Regions from separate parts of the Homo sapiens genome. Here region 1 is linked to region 2. A link is a loop called in an ENCODE intact Hi-C map of the cell type or tissue named here. Cell type or tissue: chondrocyte. All regions are shown on one strand. Links, peaks and the distances in the headings refer to the core of each region. The heading gives the core; the rest is flanking DNA.

Evidence for each region. Peaks named below come from ENCODE experiments on the same cell type or tissue, not always from the same donor. Only the 100,000 strongest peaks of a DNase experiment are listed, where the experiment ranks them.
Region 1: it touches region 2 in a loop (2.1-fold over the local background); 2 of 110 quality-filtered maps call a loop at or near these places.

What each region holds. Positions count from the first base shown.
Region 1 is chr10:24,865,557-24,877,463 of GRCh38, reverse strand. PRTFDC1 (phosphoribosyl transferase domain containing 1) reads left to right here. Exons shown (of 9, transcript NM_020200.7): 4 at 5,401-5,466. Among named protein-coding and RNA genes, the nearest start is that of PRTFDC1, 81 kb to the left of the region's middle. In chondrocyte, for the core only: a CTCF peak has its summit at 5,345; no DNase peak of the experiment used is centred there.
Region 2 is chr10:25,075,314-25,087,220 of GRCh38, reverse strand. No RefSeq gene overlaps it. Among named protein-coding and RNA genes, the nearest start is that of LINC01516, 32 kb to the left of the region's middle. In chondrocyte, for the core only: CTCF peaks have their summits at 5,850 and 6,053 (motif pointing right); no DNase peak of the experiment used is centred there.

The DNA of each region.
Region 1 (11,907 bases), core at 1,617-9,616, 210 kb after region 2:
AATCTGACTTATAATATTTTATTTGGGATTGTTCATCTATCTTCAAACCAGCGACGTTCATTAAAAACACACAAACATCAATCCAAGAAATATAGGATGATTTTGAACCATTAGAAAAATATCATGGTTAGGCCTGGTGGGATGGCTCACGGCCATAATCCCAACGATTGGGAGGCTGAGGCAGGAGGATCACTGTAGCCCAGTTGTTTGAGACCAGCTTGACCAAAATAGTGAGACCCAATCTCTACTGGAAAAAAAAAATTAGTCGGGCATGGTGGTATGTGCCTGATTAAGGAAGAGCACTGACTCAGCCTAATAGAGAAAGTGAACATCAAAATGCCTGTGGAGGGGACTATCACTGAGAAGTAGGGGGGTCGTGCCACAAATTCCTGAAAGGTTCAGGAGTAGGTTTTTAGAAGGTGGAGTAAGGAAGGAATGGAATAAAAACAACAAGGTTGGTTGAAAGCCTTTGAATGGAGAAGCTGAACCTCTAAGTTTCCTTCACCATCCCAGTGGGAAATAAAAGGCTTATTTTTCTGGAGTGTTTAAACCAGGGGAGCCCTAGACTCCAGTGTACCAGTGGAGGACTGAGTAGCCATTTCCTCAGGGGCTGAGTCGGGGGGCGGGGGGTTGGGGGAAAGAAGAAAAAGAAATTGGGAGACTGAGGTGGGAGGTTTGCTTGGGGCCAGGAGTTCGAGACCAGCCTGGGCAATACAGTGAGACTTCATCTCTATAAAAAAGTAAAATAAATAATAATAAATTTTTTTTTTGAGATGGAGTCTCGCTCTGTCACACAGGCTGGAGTACAGTGACATGACCTCGGCTCACTGCAACCTCCACCTTCCAGGTTCAAGCGATTCTCCTGCCTCAGCCTCCCGAGTAGCTGGGACTATAGGTGTGCACCAACATACCTGGCTAATTTTTGTATTTTTAGTAGACATGGGGTTTCACCATATTGGTCAGGCTGGGCTTGAACTCCTGACCTCGTGATCCGCCTGCCTCGGCCTCCCAAAGTGCTGGGATTACAGTTGTGAGCCACCGCCCTTGGCCATAAAATTTTTTAAAAAGAAATTAATCCTGTCTAGCATTTACTGAATGCTAAACATGTGCCAGGTTCTGTTCTAAATGTTCCACATGCATTAATTCAGTTAATCTTTGTACAATCTACCAGACAGGAAAAAAAAAATGTACAAAAGTAACCAAGACAGTTTTGGGTTTGTTGGGTTTTTTGTTTTGTTTTGTTTTGGTAGAAACGTTGGTCTCACTATGTTGCTCAGGCTGGTCTCAAACTCCTGGGCTCAAGCAATCCTCCTGCCTCAGCCTCCCAAAGTGCCTGCCTCTGCAGGCATGAGCCACCACCCTCAGCCTCAAGGCAATTTTTAAAAAGAACAAAAAGTAGACTTGCCCTATCAAGTATTAAAACATACTAAAAAGCTCTGATAAGTCCAGGCGTGGTGGCTTACACCTATAATCCTAGCACTTTGGGAAGCCAAGGCAGGAGGATTGCTGGCAGCCAGGAGTTCGAGGGTGCAATGAGCTATGATTACATCACTGCGCTCCAGCCTGGATGACAGAACAAGACCCTGTCTCTTAAAAAAAAAAAAAAAAAAAAAAAAACTATGAGAATTATAACAATATGATTTGGGTGTTGGAAATAGACAAGTTAGATTAATTAATTGGACATGTTAGATTAATTAATGTTGAAGTAGACATGTTAGATTAGAAAAATATAGAAACTGACCCTTACATATGAGAATGAAAGACAAGATCAAAATGATGTTTCAAACCAGTAGGGAAAAATAATAATTCCATAAATTATATTGGAACAATTGACAATATACCCACTTGGAAGATATAAATTCCAGATGAATTAAGGGCAAATCTAGTATTAAAAACATGTATATACATGAAAGGACTGAGAACATTATGCTGAGTGAAATAAGCCAGGCACAGAGTGATACATACCATATAATTGCATTTATATGTGTAATATAAAAAAGCTGAACTCATAGAAGTAGAGAATAGAATGGTGCTTACCAGAGGCTGGGGGCAGCAGGGGAGAATGGGGAGAGGTTGGTCAGTGGGTGCAAAGTTACAGGCAGATAGGAGGAATAAGTTCTGGTGTTCTATTGCACAGCACAAAGACTACAATTAATAATAATGTATATTTCAAAACAGCTAAAAGAGGATTTAAATGTTCTCAACACAAGAAATGATAAATATCTGAAGTGTTGGATATGCTAATTAGCCTTATCTGATCATTCCATAATGTAGAAACGTATCATAACATCGCATTGTACCTCATAAATATTGTATTAGTCCATTCTCATGTTGCTAATACCAACACATACCTGAGACTGGGTAATTTATAGAGGAAAGAGGCTTAATTGATTCACAGTTCCACAGGGCTAGGAAAGCCTCCGGAAACCTACAATCATGGTGGAAGGAGAAACAAACATGCCCTTCTTCACATGATGGCAGGAAGGAGAAGTGCAGAATGAAGCAGGGGGAAAAGACCCTTAATAAAACCATCATATTTCGTGAGAACTCACTCATCATCATGAGAACAGCATGAAGGTAACTGCCTCCATGATTCATTTACCTCCCACTGGGTCCCTCCCCATGACACATGGGAATTATGAGAACTACAGTTCAAGATGAGATTTGGTGGGGACACAGCCTAACCATATCAAATATATATAGTAATTGTTGGTCAATTAAAAATTTTAAAAAAACACGTTTGTACACTTGGAAGAAGTAGGACTTTCTTAAGTAACACTTGCTTGGTAACATAATCTATGACTTTTAGCACATTATTTAGTTATCTGATTTTTGTGGTTTTTGGTTTTAATCAATAGAATGAAGATGAAAATAGTAGAATTATTGTGAAATTTACTCTGATCTGACAGACTATAAATCTCACTGGTTACATTAAACTTTGTAGTTTAGTAGTTGTATTCAATTCTGTATAACCCAGTCCCTGGAAGTACTGAAATTTTATTTTTCCTGCTGCTATTAACAACATATTTAAGTCTAATGTGCAGAAATTCTTCCTGTGTTAATTCCTCTATTTCAGCATCTCTAGCAGTGACAAGAAAATTTTCTCCTTTGACATTTTTGACAAGTCCTTAACCACTGTCATGACTACTTGTGAATATCTGGTGATATATGAACAAAAACAGCAAAACATCTGTAAATTCAGAATATCCTTTGATTTTTCTCCTTTTGACATCAATTCCCATAAGAAGAAAATCACTGGTTTTATCTAACTTAGTGGACCACTTTCAGGATGAGCTAGTGTGTGAAGCCTCTCTCCTTGTCTGCCTGTGCCCCCTCCAACCATCCATGGTAAGGAGTGAATGCTTTACCAAGCAGAAGTAAAAATATATTTGGCCAGGCATAGTGGTGAGCACCTGCAGTCCCAGCTACTTGAGAGGTTGAGGCAGGAGGATCGCTTGAGCCCAGGAGTTTGAGGCAGCAGTGAACTATGATTGCACCACTGCTCTCCAGGCTAGGTGACAGAGTGAGACCATGTCTCTTAAAAAAAAAAAAAAAGGTAAAAAATTATAAGGTCTTTTTTTTTTTTCGTTTGAGCAGCAAGGTAAAAAGACAAAAGGTGTTTCATTGGCAAAACTGTCCTACTGGTGGTTTGGCTGTTTTTTCCCTTCCCAGATGACCAACTCCATAACAAAGTAACTGTACTTCTAGATAGAGACACAGTTACAAGTGAGAGAATCCAATTCAAACCAGCCCAAGAAAATTCCTAAGGGAATTGGCTTGAGTAGCTGGGAAGTCTGAGACTGGGTATAGCTTCAGGCCCAGCTGGTTGGCCTGCACTGCAAAGGCCTGGCCCTACCTGAACCATGTGGAATGGACTCCCCCCAGGAAGAGGGAGGGCCTCTTTAGGAGGAAAGGTGCTGAGCTAGCAAAAGTGACAGCTGTCCACAGCAGTAACTAAAGACGTTTCCTGGTTCAGCATGTAGCACATATGGTGCGTATATTGTTTTTTTCTCCCCAAGGTTATTGTTAGAATCAAGGGATTGCAACATCACAGCATTCTTGCTTGGTCATGAAGCAGACTGCCGGAATGTATCGGCTTTGGTTCCTTTAATGTGGGTCTGTAATGAGGCTGGGAGACAAGTGGCTGGTTCTGTTTCTTGTTTTGCCTCTGTGTCATTCTATCATGATGGTCACTATGTAACAATCCATTTTGTTTGTTTGTTTGTTTTGTGAGGTTTCATTAGGACAGGATAATATACCATACATAAACATGATGAAAGTAAATGATCATAAACTCTAACAGGATTTGAATGAAAAGTCTTCTAAATATGGCTCTGAGGCCAGGCATGGTGGCGCCTATCTGTAATCCCAGCACTTTGGGAGGCCAAGACAGGAGAATCACTTGGGCTCGGGAGTTCAAGACCAGTCTGGACAACATAGCAAGACTTTTTCTGTACTAAAAATAAAAATAAATTAAGAAAAAAATTAGCCAGGCACTGTGGTATGTGCCTGTCTGTAGTCTCAGCTACTTGGGAAGCCGAGACAGAAGGATTGCTTGAGCCTGGGAGATTGAGGCTGCAATGAGCTAGGATCACCCCACTGCACTTCAGCCTGGCCAAAAGTGAGACCCTGTCTCAAAAAAAAAAAAAAAAAAAAATATATATATATATATATACACACACACACATATATATATACACACACACGTGTGCACATATATTTGTATATATATATATATTTTGTGTATTATATATATTTTGTGTATATATATATATACACACACACACGTATAGTTCTGAGTGTCATATTCTTAGGACTGCAGAAATTGGCTGAGACCTCATCATTCATGTCAGAAGGTCTAAGTGCAATACTTCTTGATTCATGGCCTGTTAGAATTGCCCTGGATGTCAGATGAGGGGCTGGATCTCCAATGGCGGGGAGTAGAGGAGGCCTCCGGTCTCTCAGGGAATCAGAATCTGACTGTTCTCCACTGCAGATCTTTAATCAGAGCTTGGTGGCAAAGCTGACACATACTCAGTCCACCCCCAGCTAGGCAAAACACAGAAGCATGACTGTCTTCTCCAATTTTCTCTGCTCCAGGATAGGCTCAGACACCTTCCAGAGTGTTTTGTTTCATGTTAGATTTGTCTGTCCTCTCTCCTCTCTCCCACTCCCCCTGCACACCCAGCCTCTCCCTGCCAGCCATTAGAAAGCTTTGTCTCAAGGGCAGTAGCAGGAGCATGGCTCTTGGTAACCATAGGCAACCATGAATCCCTATTAGCTATTTGTGCTATATTTGTAAGGCACATTCCGGCCACTAACTGGGTAGACAGGAAAATGTGCTTTAAAGGTTTTCTTGTGCGGTAAAATTGTCTCCCTTTTTTTTCTTCTTTTTTGCAGAATGACCAGTCCATGGGTGAGATGCAGATAATCGGAGGCGATGATCTTTCAACGCTGGCTGGAAAGGTTTGTTCATGTAACTGTGCTCAGACCGCATTGAGGTCTGGGGGCATCGGTGACCTGCATTTCAGGTCAGCACTCACAGGACATTTCAGACATGCTCCCGGGTTTTCCAATTCATACAAATGGCTGCGTGAATCCTTTTAATGATCTCCCCTTTCTAAAACATTCTTTTTAGAATGCTTCCAAGACACCATGCAGACCAAATCTTTCTTCTCCGAGCTTCCTTCCAATCTTGTTTCAGACAGCAAAACCCCTTTGCCCACCTTGTTCTAATCCTTTTCTACTCATCTTTCCAGGCACCTTCTGAAAAGGAAGCTTTCCCTTTATTTATTCGTCTGCCTTTTTTTTTTTTTTCATCCATCCTCTGCACCCAGGCACGTCAGTAAGACATTTACACAGGTTCATTGACAAGTACAAAATCTGGGGAGGGAAGAGAAAAGGAACTCTTAAGAGTGCGTTTTCAGCACTTTGCCTTTTTTTCTATTAAAAACAATGTAAACTATTAGATAATAGGAAGAACACCTCCAGTTTTAACTTGGAGTTCCAAATCTGCCAGTGCTTAATAATTAAGTGAAAAGACTGTTTAGATCTGACAGAAATACATAAACTGGAAAGAAGAGTTGTTTCCTAACGAAGATGATGTTCGTGGAATGTTACTTGAAATGCACATTTGCTGTGAATAAAAGCAATCCGGAATTTGTTTTTGTTCAGCCGTACTGACCTAGCTTGTATTCCTTATCCCTGAACTGCTTGGCTTTCTAAGTTAAATGGATTAGTCTATTACACAAGCTTAATCTCTCATACTTGTGCTTGTTATCGTTATGCAATGCCCGGGTAGGGAAAAAAATAGCAGCCACATTTCATAAAAATATGTGTAATAATCATAGGATGGCTATAGAGCCACAAGGACTTTTTTTTTTTTTTTTTTTTTAGACAGAGTCTTGCTCTGTCCCCAGGTTGGAGTGCACTGGCGTGATCTCAGCTCACTGCAACCTCCACCTCCTGGTTTCAAATGATTCCCCTGCCTCAGCCTCCCAAGTAGCTGGGATTACAGGCACCTGCCACCATGCCCGGGTAATTTTTGTATTTTTAGTAGAGACGGGGTTTCACCATGTTGGCCAGGCGGGTCTCAAACTCCTGACCTCAAGTGATCCACCTGTTTCGGCTGCCCAAAGTGGAGCCACAAGGACTCTGACTACAAAACAGTGCACTTCCCTCTACTCTGAAGACAGCATAGTAGATCTATGTGTTAAATGGCTATCTAGCAGTAAATTGTGTTCCATAAAAATCAGAATTAACTTGTTGCTGTTAATGCATCACTAAGCCACCATTTGATGTTACTGTTACATTGGTGCATAAAACAACATCCTAGAAAGCTAAAATACTCAAAGTAATTTCCAGAAATTCATAAGTTTTAACGACCCTGGAGTGGTCTTTAGCTAATACGTCATTTTAGCATTTTATTGTAGGACACTGCCTTACAGGTTTATTACACAAAAGAAATAGTTTACCTTGTGCTTTTGCTATGGAGTCTGTCAAAGTGACAACTCTAAAATTCCCAAATGAATGCCAAGAAGAAATTTGCACATAGACGGCTGGGCATGGTGGCTCATGCCTGCAATCCCAGCACTTTCAGAGGCCGAGATGGGCAGATCATTTGAGGTCGGAAGTTGGAGACCTGCCAGGCCAACATAGCAAAACCCTGTCTCTACTAAAAATACGAAAATTAGCCAGGCATGGTGGTGCACACCTGTAATCCCAGCTACTTGGGAGGCTGAGGAAGAGGATCACTTAAGCTCAAGAGTTAAGGCTGCAGTGAGCTATGATGGCACCAGTGCACTCCAGCCTGGGCGACAGAACAAGACTCTGTCCCTTAAAAAAATAATAATAATAATCTGTATATCCATACCTTGTTTCCACTAGAGCCCTTTCCACAAGTTGCAATGTTTACCTTAGGGCTTATTTTTTATTTGCCTGTCTCCCCAACCAGGAAGTCAGCATGAAGTGGGCAGAGACCATACCTGGTCCATAACAAATTGGAATAAATATTTGGTGACTGAACAAGTGGATGGTCCTCTTATATAGAAATTAGAAAGAAGTCTTTGATTAGTTTGGGGTAAGAGAGGACAGGGCAGAGGGAAATGGTAAATAAGCCCACATGGTCACACCCAAGGACACACCCACCAGCTGGTTAGTTGAGAGGTGGAGAGAAAGGTGCTGAGTGAGGGAGGAGCACCCTCTTTGTTGAGGCAGAAAGGCTTCCTCATAGGAGATTCAACGGGGACTGAGGAAGTGAATGCAACACAGCTGAGGTGGAACAGTGAAAAAAATTTCACTTAGCTTTTAAAATTTCCTTTTCCTTAAAAAAGATAAAGGCCTTCCAATATGCCTTGGCATAACACCAAATAACCACCAGAAGTAGCCAGAGCCCAGTTTGAGCATCACAGTTGTAAATGTTTTAGAAGCTATTTCTGGCATGAGTCAACGGATCATGTAGGTAGAGGCAATGTATTGTTTGTGGAGTTTTTCAGCTGTAGGGGAACTATTAAAATCCATTTGTTTCCATTTGATAGGTAATAAAAATCATTAGTTGTCACTGGGTTTGGGAAACTTAAATGCCCATTACAGCCCTGGGGAAGGGTTTTTGGTCTTATGGAGTGAGTTTGTTAGCATTTACATTATAGTTGCTGCCTTAGGATAGTAGGCTGCTACAATGACTTCTTTGGGTAGCCATTTTCATAAGAAATAAAATACAAGATATGAGTAAGGTTAAAAAAAAAAAAGATAAAGGCCTTCATATGACCCACGCTGTTCACTCATTCTTCATTCAGCCTCTCCGTGAAAGGTTATCAATTAAGTTAGATAGAACAAATAAGCCCCACTATTCAATGGCAATGTAGAGCGACGATGGTTAACAGCAATGTGTTGTATATTTCAAAGTAGCTAGAAGACTTGAAATGTTCCCAACACATAGCAATAATAGACAGTCAAGGCAATGGCTACCCCAAATACCCTGACCTGCTCATTACGCATTCCATGCATGTAACAAACACTCATGTACTCCGTAAATACATAAAACATTGTGTATCAACGAAAAAATAAAATTTAAAAAATAAGGATTGGCAAGATTTTAGAAATAAGTTTTAGAGGCTCTCCAAAATCTTCCCATCATGCAGAATATACACTAGCTGGAAAAAAAAAAAAATGTAAAAGGAAAAGGCACCCAACAGTTAGTGGGTACTTGTTTTAATGGGTGTAGAAGAAAGTCTGAAACTGCAATAAATATCTGCAGTGGATGAAAGGATTGTTGAGGCCAGGAGTTTGAGACCAGCCTGGGCAACATAGTGAGACTGTGTCTCTACAAAAGAAATTTAAAATTTAATTTATTTAATAATTTAAAATGGTGGTGCACACCTGTAGACTCAGCTACTCAGGAGGCTAAGGTGGGTGATCACTTGGGCTCAGGAGGTTGAGACTGCAGTGACTTCTCCTTTCTCCTGTAGTGATAATACAATTTGTCAGTCATTCAGTAAACTTACATTTAAAGTACATTTATCATCATGTTATTACTCTGCCAGGAATTTGTTCCCAGGAAACACACCTTCTCTTATTTCATGCTTGGCACTCTAAGAAGAGCCCCATAGGTCTTTCCATGCAAGACTCTTTCCTTGGATTTAAAGAAATCCAAAGAATGAAGGATTCCTTAGGATTCAGATAGTCTTAGAGAGGGGAGGGTGAGCTTTTACCTGGAATAGAAGGGTTTGTGACTAACACAGAAAAGAGAGCAAGGGCCCCCCAAGGGCAACAGTTGACCCCCAAGCCTCAAGGTACTCCTCCATAGCTATCACTGTCATGTACCCAAAACCAACGATCATTCCCTCCAAATAAATTTAAAAAACCATTAAGCCAGCCAGCCACGGTAGCTCATGCCTGTAATCCCAGCGCTTTGGGAGACTGAGGCGAGTGGATCACTTGAGGTCAGGAGTTTGAGACCAGCCTGGCCAACATGGCAAGATCCCGGTCTCTACTAAAAATACAAAAATTAGCCAGACGTGATGGCACACACCTCTAATCCAAGCTGAGGCAAGAGAATTGCTTGAGCCCTGGAGGCAGAGGTTGCAGTGAGCCAAGATCATGCCACTGCACTCTAGCCTGGGTGACAGAGCAAGACCCTGTCTAAAAAAAAAAAAAAAAAAATTAAACCTACAAAAACCCCACCAAAATTTAATACAATACCGCAACCTATCCCCCACTAATAATTAGCCCTAATCCTTCATAAATAGGTGACGGCTTTGAAGAAAATTCCACAAAGCCTACAACAAGAATAAAACTTAATAAAAATAAAAATATGGAATGGGGTAATCGAGAAAAGAGTAGGATCACTGGACATAAGTGGACCAGCATGACTGAAGGAAATTAATCAAAAACAGGGAAGTAGTAGGAAAAAAAAAATGAAAACACGGGGTTTGATGTGTAGAATACATTGAAAGTCTCAATGAAGAGCTGAACTTGCTCAGCAAAGCAAACAGGAGACACAAAAGTATTTGAGCAGAGATGACATCATGGAGCTGTGTTTTAGGAAAATGAAACTGACAAGAGGGAAGAATGGCTGAAAGAGAGGAGAGAGCAGTTTGGAGGCGGGGTAGGCGGAGCCTGCAGGAGCACTTGAACTACAGGAGCCAAGTTAGGGTGGAAGAGAAGGAATCGTGGTATCAAAAGGAGCCGTGACAGAGTTAAATGAAGGAGGGAGGGCTAGAAAGGATTTTTTAAAATTAAATTTGTGTATGAAAGAACTCTATAAAACATGGGGAAATAGCTCACCTACATAATCTTGTCATGCTGTGAGTTAGAGGCATTATGAACCCATAACTGTATAATACTTCTGGAGCCCTTGAAGACATGGGATTAAAATATTTAGAAAAAAAGGAGACTCTACACAGCCCTCTCTCTCTCTCTCTCCCTCCCTCCATCTCTCTTTTTCTTTCTTTCTTCCATTTCTTTCTCCCTTTCTTTTTTTTAAATAAAACATTTTTTACTTTGAACCCCGAGAAACTACCTTTCTTTCTCATCTCTTCCTTGCTTTTTTTGTTCTCTTTCTTTCTCTCTTCCTTTCTCTCTTTTTCTTTCTTTTTGTATTTTTTTGCTTTTTTTAAAATTCCTTTCTCTCTCTTCCTTTCTCTCTCTTCTTTTCTCTCTCTCTCTCTCTCTTTCTTTCTTTTCTTCCAAGGAAAGGAAGCTCACAAGGGAAGCTGTCTGAGTCATGGTTCTAAATAGGTCATTGCTGTTGAATAAAGTGAGCCCTCAATGATTAAGTTAAATGGCCTCTTCAGTTCATGATGTTAAAAGCATTTTATTCGGTGTGTTTAAGCTGTCTACACAATGTACTCTCTGGCTGATTTTTTTTCCAAAGTTGATTTAATATTGGCACTTCATAAAATGTGTGTATCTATTAAAGTAAGATTTTATTCATATTCACGAGGAACCTCTGAAAGGGTGGAATAAAACAAAATGCATGGAAACAGGCTCAAATCTGGCACCATGAAAACACAGATGTGCAGGTTAAGCCCAAGATTTTGGGAGACATGCCCCCCAAACCTGCCCTCAAATAAGTTTTTTTTTCTTTTTTTTTTTTTTTTTTTTGAGGCAGAATCTCGCTCTATCGCCCAGGCTGGAGTGCAGTGGTACGATCTCAGCTCACTGCAACCTGCACCTCCCACGTTCAAGCGATTCTCCTGCCTCAGCCTCCTGAGTGGCTGGGATTAGAGGAGCCCACCACCATACCCAGCTAATTTTTGTAGTTTTAGAAGAGATGGGGTTTCACCAAGTTGGTCAAGCTGGTCTCAAACTTCTGACCTCAAGTGATCCACCCTCCTCAGCCTCCCAAAGTGCTGAGATTACAGGAATGAACCACTGTGCCCAGCCTAAGATTCTAATTAAATGCCAGAGTGAAGCATCGGAAACTGCCAAAAGTTCCCCCTTGGCTGCCTTAACTGTTTAAATCATTCTTTTTTTATTTCATCTGACTAAGCTGAGAACAATAATGGAAAGACCCACTGACTGATGATTCTGGAAATTTTGTGAATTATCACATAAAACGAAATGCTAAACTACATTCCCTTTTCCATGGGGTTTATATTCACATTCCTACTCATTCTCCATATCCCCAATACAGCTCATTGTCACTGCTGCCATTGCTCTTGATTAGTGTGATCACGGCCACCAAACTACACTGCTGCAGATGAGACGGTGTGGTGTGCAAATCACTGTGTGCTCTAAAATACTAGAAGTAGGAATAACCTATTTAAGAATATCATGTAGGTTTGTGCAATTCTTTCCTCCCTTCTTTTCTTCTTTCTTCCTTTCTTTTTCTTTTTTGTTAGGAAACCCCTTGTGATTAGTTTTGATCAGAATCATGCAACAGCAAAGAAAGCACACCCCAGAGAT
Region 2 (11,907 bases), core at 1,753-9,752:
AAAAAAAAAAAAAAAAAATCCCCACCTTGCAATCCAGAGAAGTTTACCAACCAGCCAGTCCAATTCCTTCTTGCCTGGCTTTCTTAAGTTCCAGGAAGAGGACTGTTGCTTCATTTTGTGCATGGAGGGTGCTATTCTCCAGGGTTGCTAATTTAGCACTTCTCCTGGCTATTAAAATAACATGTTTATCACTGGGTCTAGATGTACCTTAGTTCAGGGCACAAACAGACATAATGAGCTGGAGGCAGGACATGTTTATTTGGAGATTTACTGAAACTATAGTCTTGATCTGCAAGCTTCCGGGGGTACCCAATTAGTTATCCAAAATTAAATCTGTATTTTGGGGGAGAGATTTTTCAACCTACATCCATCTTGTTTACTCCTTGAATCCCTTAAGTACCCAACCCCACTGCTACACTCACTTCAGACTCTGACAAGCTTTTATGGGTAGGAACATATCTCTTCTTTTTGTTGTTATTGTTATTGTTGAGAGTCTCGCTCTGTCACCCAGGCTGGAGTGCAGTGGCATGATCTCGGCTCGTTGCAACCTCCACCTCCCGGGTTCAAGCGAAGCTCGTGATCCTCCTGCCTCAGCCTCCCGAGTAGCTGGGATTACAGATGTGCATGACATGCCAGGCTAATTTTTGTATTTTTATTAGAGACCCAGTTTCGCCATATTGGCTGGGCTGGTCTCGAACTCCTGGCCTCATGTGATTCACCCACCTTGGCCTCCCAAAGTGCTGGGATTACAGGCATCAGCCACCATACCCAGCCAGAATATATCTATTCTGATAAACCTTTCCAGTTACTCTAATATGTCCTCAGACCCATCTGGCCAAATACAACCCACCTGCACAACTGTTCCAACTTTTCCTTCACCAATGAAGTGCTAGGGTCAGAGCAAGAGCAGCAAGGTTTTTCTGGGACTAGATACCTCATTTTTCCTCTTATCAGAGTTCAGCTCCAGCATTTCTGTAGTGCCTTCCTAAAAGAACAATAAGAATCAGGAAGAAATCACATTCTAGGTCATTGGAAAGGACATATCAGATTCTAGATGAAAATGTAAATTAGAGAACTCCAGGGAGATGAGTACAAACAGATCTTCTGAAATTGCACAACCCAAAATAAGGTTTTTCTGGCCAAGACCACGCCAAGAGTGTGTTCTAGCAGTCACCAAACCTGCAGCCTTGTGATAAGAGCACACTTTTAACCCTTAATGAAGGTCCCCAAAGGCAGAAAGAAAAAATTAATAGGAAATAATGATAGTAACTGCCACCTGTACTCTTTTGAAACAGTTGGGATTAGAAGAAGATTGTGCAAATATCGTGATAGAACAAGATTATTGTAAGAAGATATTGTCCTCATAGCACTCCTAGTGCCTCTAGATATCTGGAAACTCAGCTATCAAGATATTCTAGGAATTTCTCAGACCTCTTGTGAAACAAAATGTAAACACTTATTTATTAGTCATTTATTTATTTGATATTTATTGAGTTCCCCACATATGCCAAACACATGGCTAGGTCACAAACTAAAAGACTGTGTTCCTTTTGTTCACCACTGTACTCCCAACACTTAGTATAGCACCTGATATATAGTAGATGCTCAATATAATGTTTGTTTGTTTGTTAGTTGGTTTGTTTGCTTTGAGACAGTCTAGCTCTGTCGCCCAGACTGGAGCACAGTGGTGCAATCTTGGCTCACTGCAACCTCTGCTTCCCGGGTTCAAACAAATCTCCTGCCTCAGTCTCCCAAGTAGCTGGGAGTACAGGTGTCCACCACCATGCCCAGCTGATTTTTGTATTTTTAGTAGAGACGAGGTTTCACCATGTTGGCCAGGCTGGTCTTGAACTCCTAACCTCAGGTGATCCACCCGCCTCAGCTTCCCAAAATGCTGAGATTACAGACATGAGCCACCGTGCCCAGCCAGAATGTTTAAATATAATAAATTAATACAAAGATCAACGTCTGGCAGCACAATATGGGGAGCTCTGCAGGCCTGCTTCCCAGTGAAATTGGTGAAAATTATTTTTAAAACAACCACATAAAGCCTAAAGACATACAGCAAAAGAAGATACACCTATTCAAGAAAATCTATGAAAATTCAGTAAGAAAAAGAAGAGTATGGTATTTGAGCCAAGACTATTCTCTTTCTGCCCCTTCCTAGCTCAGTGAGGCAGATGATACCAGTGGGCTGGGGACAGGGGAACACTTAACTAATATAGGCAGTCACTAAACAAATAAACAAGCAAAGAACAATAACAAGTTCTGGGGCAGGGCAGAGGAGAATCAGTACTCAGAGTTTACTACAATACGTCCAGTTTCTAACAAAAATATTACAAGACATGCAAAGAAACAGATAAGTATGACCCATACACCAGACCGGTGATACAAACTGCCTGAGAGAACAAATCGATTATGGGATTAACAGAAAATGGCTTCAAAAAGGCCATTATAAATCTATTCAGAGAACTAAAGGAAGCCAAGATTAAAGAAGTAAAGAAAGGTGTGATGATGATGTCACCTTAAATAGACACTATCAATGAAGAGATAGACATCAAATAAATGAATAAATGAATGAGTGGGTGAATGAATGAATGAATATAGACTTTTAGCAGCATGCTCATCTCTAATATTTGCAAAGGCCAGGACAAGAGTAAAAATGGAGGCCTGTATTCCATATGTCTAAACAGATGTGAAATCAAGCGAACAAACTTAAATAAATCATGTTCTGTCCTCATACTTTAAAAATGTACTTTAATAATGACTTAGATATAGAAGGTATAATTGTGAACAACCTACCTACCAGTTCAAGCACTGTCTAGCTCTCAACTTTCCTGGGAGAGCTGCTTTTGGCCACTGGAAGCACATCTCTTCCAAGACCCAGGAAGGAGGCTGGTGCCAGCCCTCAAGGTGGGCAGAGCCCTTTGAATAGAGAATTCCTGGGTCTCGGGCATCCCAGAGCGTGGTTTAGCTCAGAACAGTTCTGAAACTTGAGCAAGCATCGAAATCACCAACAGTGGTGTTAAAAAACTGACTACAGGAGCCATCCTTCAGAATTTTTGATTCAGGAGTTCTGAGTTGGGAGAAAAGAATGTGCATTTCTAGCAAATTCCTAGGTGATGTGATGCTACTGTTTGGAGGACCACATTCTGAGAACTACTGATCTAGAAAGAAGGGCTGCAGGCTCTGAGTGGGCATAGTTTCATTGCCCTCTGGGGAGGGGATCAGCTGAAGGAGAGTCAGGGCAGCGTCTTCTAAAACACGGGGCCCAGCGCAGGGTTCTCACGTCCAGCCTGACTTGGCCGTGGCAGAATATATACCAGGTGGCCTGGGAGACAGCAGGGTCTGATGTACAGTGAGGTGTCTGCGCCTTTCAGTGTAGCCATTCTTCAACACTGGAGTCCAGTCATTTGATCAGGAGACACATACTCCCTAGCAACAGACCAGCAAATTTCCTCCGACCAAGTCCAAGTGCCAGGGGGCACAAGGATGCTCTCATTTCTTCTATCGCCAGGCATGGGATGACACAGCGGCAGGGTCAGCTGAGGTTCCAGAGAGAACAGGGATTACTTTGTTCCCTTTGAGAAATACTAAATTCATTAGAGCACAGAACCTTTTTTTCTGGGGTGTCGTTTATTAACTTGCATCACATGCAAATATTTTGGGAACCGTATTACTGCCCTACTCTAACGGGGGTTCAGCCACCTCCCTCATCAAATTTTTAAAAAGGTAACCAGTGGTCAAATAAAGGATTTATTTTCTTACTTTCTCTAATTCAAGCTCAAAGATGTTAAATAAGTACACTGAAAACAGAACAGACTAAAACCAAAATGACATGGTTACATCACAGTGTTTATTGTCTGCACCTAAGCAGGCAGAAAGGTGATTCTGCAGGCGTTCCAATAAACTGAGCCTGGACTAATTGCAGTTTTGTCCAACAAACAAATTGTTTTTATTTTAAAATCTACTATAGTTATATTTTACAATGGGCATGCCAATGCAGTAGTAGTCTACTTTATTTCAAAAAAAATTCATGCATTCTTCCACTATGACTAAATGAAAATATCAAGATTTTAAAAAAATACCAAGTCTTGAATGATGTGCAAATAAACTAGTCAGTGTCAATGCACCCTCATCCCTACTCAAAAAGACTTCCTCTTCTTCAACTGCTTTTTCTTCCCAATTCCACAGGTCCCCATCAGCCAGAGCAAGAGCCGTCACACTGAGGAAGTGACTTTCTCAAGACCATGCAAGTGAATCCTGCCCTCCCCACCCGCTACCTAATCACCCATTTCTCCCAGACCTCTGGAAGAGCAGCGTGTAGGTGGTATGTGCCAGGAAGTGAAGGGTTAATGCACAGTTTGGCCTTTTGAAATAAAACCCCCTGAATTCGCTCAAGGACGTCCTTTAAATTCCTTTCCTCCAGCACTTTGCAAGCCCATAAATAGCTCCTCTTCAAATACATACTGAAAGCCCAACCTAATACAAGAGGTAAAACTGTTTCTGGGCTGAAGTGCTTATTGTATTTGCACAGGTCAGAGCTATAGTGTTCACTGTTGTCTCAGTTTAAATCAAAGACAAAGGATTCACATACAGCCATCCCATTCTTGAGATTCCCATAAAATGGGGGCATTTTTCTTCACCCATTGCAGCTGCACGTTAAGTACTAGAGGCTGTCTGTTCTTCAACAAGTACAGATTTGAAATGCTCAAATGCCCTGGTCAGAACAGCAATGGCACATTTAGAGGACACTTGAGCCAGGAATGAGAAAAAGGAAATGTTTCCCGCTCTGTTGACGGAACTTGCCTTAGATCACAGGCAAACAGTGATGGTGGCAGACAACAGTGGAAAGAAATCTTCCCTTAGGTGTCCTCTAAGAAGAGACTACATGTTATTTTTCATATGGACTTAGAACTAGAAGAGCTGTTTACATCTCATCTAATTCAACCCTGTAATTTTACAAATAAGAACATCTAGACCCAGCGTTTCCAAGCAGTTTGCCCTAGGTAGGTAGATACGTAGGAGGTATAGGTCCACTGCCAGGAACCAGGTTGTATTATCTGGATTACCAAGACTTCGTTATAAGCACATGTAGAGACCAATAAACGATTTAGACAATTCATACATAGAAGCTTCTGAATTCCTTCTTAAAATGTCAGGATGGTTATCTGAGGTGATTGGATGAACTGTGAGAAAAACATATTATAGACCCTTCGGACATAGTATATGGTTTTCCAGTAATCCTTGTGCTGTGGCTTGAATGTGTCCCCCAAAAAAACATGTGTTGGAAACATAATCCCCAATGCAATAGTGTTGGGATGTGGGCCCTAATAGGAGATATTTAGGTCATGGTGCCAACTATAGAAGGACTTCGGGCTTCAAGTCTTCAAGTTGTCTCTTTTTCTCTGTCTCTCTCTCTCTCGTGCTCTTTTGTTCTTCCACCATGGGATGACAGAGCAAGAACAGCAAGAAGGCCCTCACCAGGTGCTGTCACCTTGATAGGGGACTTCCCAGCCTCCAGAACTGTAAGAAGTTAACCTCTGTTCTTTATAAATTACCCAGTCTATGGTACTCTATTATAGCAGCACAAAACAGATTAAGACAGCTTGTAACAGTCTCTTCTGTTTTTCTCTACATTCCTAATGAATTTTTTTTAAAGCAAAAGAATGATTTTATGACTTTTTTCCAGTCCTTTATATGAGCATTCTCAGATTCATAGCTTGTTTCTTTTGGGTTCTGTTCACATTAGTAATGCCTCTTGCCTGTGGCATAAAGTAAATCTGGACATAACAAGTCTCCAACGCTAGTGAAAAAGAAACACAACTCTGTAGATTATTGAATTAATTGCTGCCCTGAAGGAAAAAAAAAATCCCCTGATGTCTTGTGGCAGCAGTCGACACAGATGGCCCGCTAAAGACAAAAACTTCTGTGGACTGGGAAGAGTCTCCTTCAGAAACACAGCTTCCATTATTTCAAGAGGGCATTTAAGGACACTTACTCCTGGCTTCTGGACTTTGCCGGGCGGAATTATTGTTTGCCTAGTGGCGCTGTCCACTAGAGGGAGTCAGGGTCCTTCCACGGAACTCTACAGGGAAGAACTTCAAACGAATGCAGCCATCTGAAATACAATGACGGGAGCAAGGAGGGGATAAGGGTGTCACTTCTACCTGGGACACATCTCACTTTGGAGAGCACTTTATTCATGGATGTGTTTCTTCCTTTGACAGATCATCACTGAGGGGAGATACAGTGTATTAGACAATAGGGAACACTACATCAACACTCACAGAAGGGCCAGCCTTACTCTCATTCTGGAATAATGCATGGAAGATAGAAACTAGGAAGCCTGCAAACTCGGTTTACTAGTTGAAAATTGGTCAACTTTCATCTGACTTACCTAAGTGATAACCTAAGCAGGTGTCAACAGCAGTTGCTTGATATCTCTGGCTTCAAACATCCTCAAAAATAGCTAACATTTCAACAAGCAAGCAAAGCAAGAGCCCCTTATCTCTTCAAAAGTATAACTGCTGCCTGTAGCCAATTCCTGCAGTTCAGTGTCAAAGAGACCCTTCTTTTTTCTCTTTTTCTTTAAGAAGAAAAGGATCTCACTATGTTGCCCAGACTGGACTCTGGACTTGAGCTCCTGGACTCACACAATCCTTGAGGCCTAATCTCATTCCCAAGTAGCTGGGACTATAGGCTCAAGCCACTGTACCTAGCCACAAAGAGACATTTCTTGTGGTCTTCAAGAATCCCCTATTATGATAAAATGCCCTAGAGGTCCAGCATGGTGGCTTACACCTGTAGTTCCAGCAATTTGTGAGCCCGAGGTGGGTGGATCACTTGAGCCCAGGAGCTCAAGACAAGCCTGAGCAACATGAAAAAACCCTATCTGTAGAAAAAATACAAAAATTAGCTGGGTGTGTTGGCATGTGCTTGTAGTCACAGCTACTCAGGAGGCTGAGGTGGGAGGACTGCATGAGCCTGGGACGTAGAGGTTGTAGTGAGCTAAGATCACACCACTGTACTCCAGCCTGGGCAACAGAGCAAAACTCTATCTCAATAAAATAAAATAAAATGCCCCAGACATATGGGGGAAAGTATTTGTTATAGTATTATTTACAATAGCAAAATTGGAAAGGTCTATATCAAAGGAATGGTAGAGTAAATTATGATGAAGCCACATAATACAATATGATGAATCCTTTAAAATCATGCTTCAATAATAACTTCAGTGACTTGGGAAATAATTATAAATTAGTGTCAAGTGAAAAATAGCATATTAAAGAACTGATGTACAAAATGATCTCAATTATTGTAATTTTTTTAAAGCAAAGGTACCAAAAGTCTAAGACAAATATCTCTGAAAGGTAGGATTACAGATGAATTTACATCATGCCTCCAATGTTTTTGTATTTAAAAACACTATTAAAATAAATGTTTTTAAAATTTATAACTGGAAAGAAGTAATTTTGGATTTATATACCAATACTCCTGAAAAAATGGCAACAGACTTTTTTTGGTTCTCTATAAATTTTGCTAGTGAGCTACAGGATTATACCAACTGCATTGTTAACAGTCATTCTGGAACTCACCTAGAGATAGGCTGTACAGAAAGGGAAAAACTGCAGGTTACCAGGATCTGGAATAAGTTGAATCAGAAAGGAAAGGTTATAAAAATTTGGGGAAGGGAGATGGGATTCATCAATAGGCAGATGTGTGTAAAGAAATTAAGTAAATCAAGATTACAACAAATGGGCATAAAACCACTTGGACATAGGGAAAGTTGTAGAGGTGAAGACAGAGTGCTCTGTCTTAAGTAAATGTCAGGAGGGCCCACAGCTGAGTAAGAGCTTAGTGCCGTGGAGAAATCCTGAAACCATTCCCGCTGTCATCCTCACATTGCCCTGAAGACACAACCCACACTGTGCACCGTGGGGGGAAATGGAAACCATGAAATTGACCACATCAGCCACGTAGACTAATCGCTAGACTTTGAACTTGTAAATGTTCCTATGATGCTCTCCAACTTTCTTATCTTTTTGTCATGGACCTTGTTTGCCTGCCTAGACTTAAAAATTGTAAATGATTAACTGGTGGAAATGAAATTCCTAGTCCTTTTGGTGGTTTCCCCAAACAGATACTTTCCCTTAACAGCCAATAGTGGGTTTTTGTGTGTGGTTTTTTTGTTTGTTTGTTTGTTTGTTTGTTTGAGAAACTTATCTTCCAAATTGCTAAAATTGGTCCTTTTGGAAAAAGTATATATATTTATTTAGCTCAAGGAATTGTTGTTATTGCTTCAGGGCAACACAGAACGGCATAGTCACAGTTCCTCAGTGCAATTACCACAGTCTTATTTGGAGCCTGATTTAGCAACCAGCGTGGGAGCCAAGGCAAACAGAAAACCATGAGAAGATGCTTCCCCTTGGGGAAGAAAAAAAGGACACATTTTAGACATTATGAGAGGGAAAGAGACACTGTCCTTCATATGCCTGGAAACCCTGGAGAACTGGAGCTATCACAATCATAGTGCACCAAGTGGGAACTGTCTGTATGACAGATTCTCCGAGGAGATAGCACAATGTTTTTGTAAATGTATGACAAGAAGCAGCAGCCCAAATAGAAGGGACATGTTGAACATCCCTAATCTGAAAGTCCAAAATCTGAACTGCTCTAAAATTTGAAACTTTTTGAGCACCAATGTGACTCTACAAGTGGAAAATTATGCACCTGACATCATGTGATGAATTCTAGTCAAAACTCAGTCAGTACTTTGTTTCATGCACAAATTGTTTAAAATATTGTATAAAACTACCTCCAGGTTATGATATAAGGTGAATATAAAACATAAATAAATGTTGTGTTTAGATTTGGGTCCCACCCTATTCCAAAATTTAAAAAAATCCAAAATCTGAAACACTTCAGCATTTCAAATAAGGGATTCTCAACCTGTGTTAAGCCATTTACTATGTCTCAATTAGATTAGCCAAAACAGCCTCTTTGAAGCCACTGTTTAGAATATTACACCTTCCATAACTTGGAATTATTTGAATTCCAAGCCTTTAAATGTTGGGTTTTTTAAAATTAAGTACTTAATTAAGTACTTTGAATTAAGTACTGTAAGTACTTAATTTTTTACTTAAGTACTATACTATAATATACTTAATTCAAAAAAATTAAGTACTATAAGTACTTTGAATTAAGTATTAGAGCATAGAAAAACTTTCAACCATGCCCACTGTCTTAGCTCAGATTTCCTAGAAGCAGATCCTAAAATGAGGATCTTATTCAGTGACTTATTGGCTTGTACCCTCAGAAAAGGCCGGGCACAGTGGCTCACGCCTATAATCCCAATGGTTTGGGAGGCCAAGGTGGGCAGATCACTTGAAATCAGGACCTGAGACCAGCCTGGCCAACATGGTGAGACCCCATCTCTACTAAAAATACAAAAATTAGCCAGGCGTGCTGGCACACGCCTGTAATCCCAGCTACTCGTGAGGCTGAAGTAGGAGATTCACTTGAACCCAGGAAGCAGAGGTTTTAGTGAACCGAGATCGCACCACTGCACTCCAGTCTGTGCGACAGAGCAAGACTACATCTCAAAAAAGAAAGAAAGAAAGGAGAATAAGAGAAAAGGGGAGGTTTGGGGTTGGGGAAGCTAAGCGAGAATGTAGTCTCCGATGGAGACCGCATGGGGACACCCTGGAGTACATTGCACCAGAGCTGCATCCTACCTTGAGGTGAAGGGGCTGGTTTGAGCTTGTCCAACGTCCGCCAAGGCCTGTTAGGGTGGGTGGGTGGGTTATGCAAGGCTCCTAGGTCTGACAGGGGGAATGGGGGATTCTTTAGAATGGAGGCAGCTGTGAGTTGTTAGAAGATACAGGCTGATGAGCTGGCACGTGGAGAGAATGTAATTGGGGCAGCAACGGCCTCTACTCTATCAAGCAGCCATAACTACAAAAGCATCAGGCTGTAAACCAAAAAGTGTCTGAGACAGGTCTCAATCAGTTTACAAGTTTATTTTGCCAAAGTTAAGGATGCACTGGGGAGACAGGTCTGTCCCTTTCTCCAAAGATGATGTTGAGGGTTTTAGTTTTAAAGGGGAAAAGCAGGCTAGAGGAAAAGCGGGAGGCCGTGGTAATCTACAGGTTGCAAGAGAAAAGGAGCAGGTAGGGGAAGAGGCAGTGACACATGCTCCTGAGCTCAGTAAATCGGCACTTCTCACAAGATAAAATGAACATAGAGTTGCTCCCTGTGGAGATAGTTAACCTTTTATCTGTAGCTGTCTACTTAGGAACAAAAGGGAAAGTATCTTCTTGCATGATTCAGCTTTCAGCTTACTTTTTTTTCTTTTGGGAGCATGAATTGGGGTCCTGGGTTTTTATTTTTCTTTTATAAGGCTGTGCCCTGATAGTAGCTTGGCAGAGCAGCGGCTGAAGACGATAGGAAGCTACTGTAGACATTCGCTAAAACCCATTCCTATCTTACCAGAAAGTCCTTCCTGTCCTGGCAGTTTAGAAAATGAAGTTAAAGCCACAGTAAGATTCTCAGGGAGCGTGAGTCAGACAGCGGTAGAGAGGTGCTTGCTAGGCTCTTCCAAGCTTGGTAACATCAAACAAGTTACTCACTTTCTCTTAACCTCGATTTCTCATTTATAAATTAATAAATATAAATACCTGTATTAGTAGAGATAATAACACTACCTTAGTATGTGGTAAGTATTAAGCAAGACCTTATATGTTAACGAGCTTAGCCCAGTACCTAGCACATAGTAAAGGCTCTATAATTAGGAGTTATTATTAATTTGGAAAGCAACATTTCCAATAATATTGGAATTATTGATTGATAATTGACCCAGGCCGGGTGTGGTAGCATGCGCCTGTAATCCCAGCTACTCAGGAGGCTGAGGCAGGAGAATTGCTTGAACCTGGGAGGTGGAGGCTGCAGTGAGCGGAGGTTTGAGGCACCACTGCACTCCAGCCTGGACAACAGAGTGAGACTCTGTCTCAAAATAAATAAATAAAAAAGATAATTGATCCAAATTGAAAAGTGATGTCACATCAACAGGAACTCTAACAATGATACCAATACCTCCCATAGGTATCTCTGGTATGATTCAGATTAGCATGCGTTTTCGCATGCATAGTCCCATTGTCCCCATTTTACAGCTGAGAAAACAAAGACTCAACTGAGAAAGCCCATCAGGAAAAGCCTCTGGCACCACAACCACGTGGTAGAAGTCTCTTGAAGATCTCTCTTTCTTGCTGCTCACAAAGTTCCATCAACTCCAAGGTGACAGATTTACCAGTTTTTCCAAAAGGTTGAGTGACGTCTAAATTTCTTGTTGGAAAGTACTACCCATACTTGGTATTTTATCCATCCTGAAATGAATGAATCACTGAATCACAAGGGAATGGCAATGTGTGATCATCACACATTGAATGGCTTCCCCGAGGTTGAAATATTGATTTATCTGTGTAGCGAGGGAGCCCAAGCTCATCTCCCATCCTTACTCACGTAAGCTTTGCACACGGACTGGAGAGAATTGTATCTGTTAGTCTGAAAACCAGAACCCAAAAGCAGCAAGAAGCAGGAGGAGATTCAACCCAAATAACCTCTGCCTACTCTTTCAGCTCAGAAATTGGCCAACAAGTGCAAAAAAAAAAAAAAAAAAAAACCTAAAAATGTGAGCACGCATTGCTTTGCAATGTGCCATCGAAGTCACAGCACAACCATTTGGAAAAAGTGAAATGGGTCCTCATTTTCTCTTTGTATGGCTAGTTCAAAAGCAAAAAAGTTTTTTTTAAAATTTTTTTCTTTCTAAGACTACGTGAGAGTAAACAACAAATTTAGCTAACTTTTTTCCCCTACTGAAGTTTTGTGAGTGTCACATAATCATTTGTG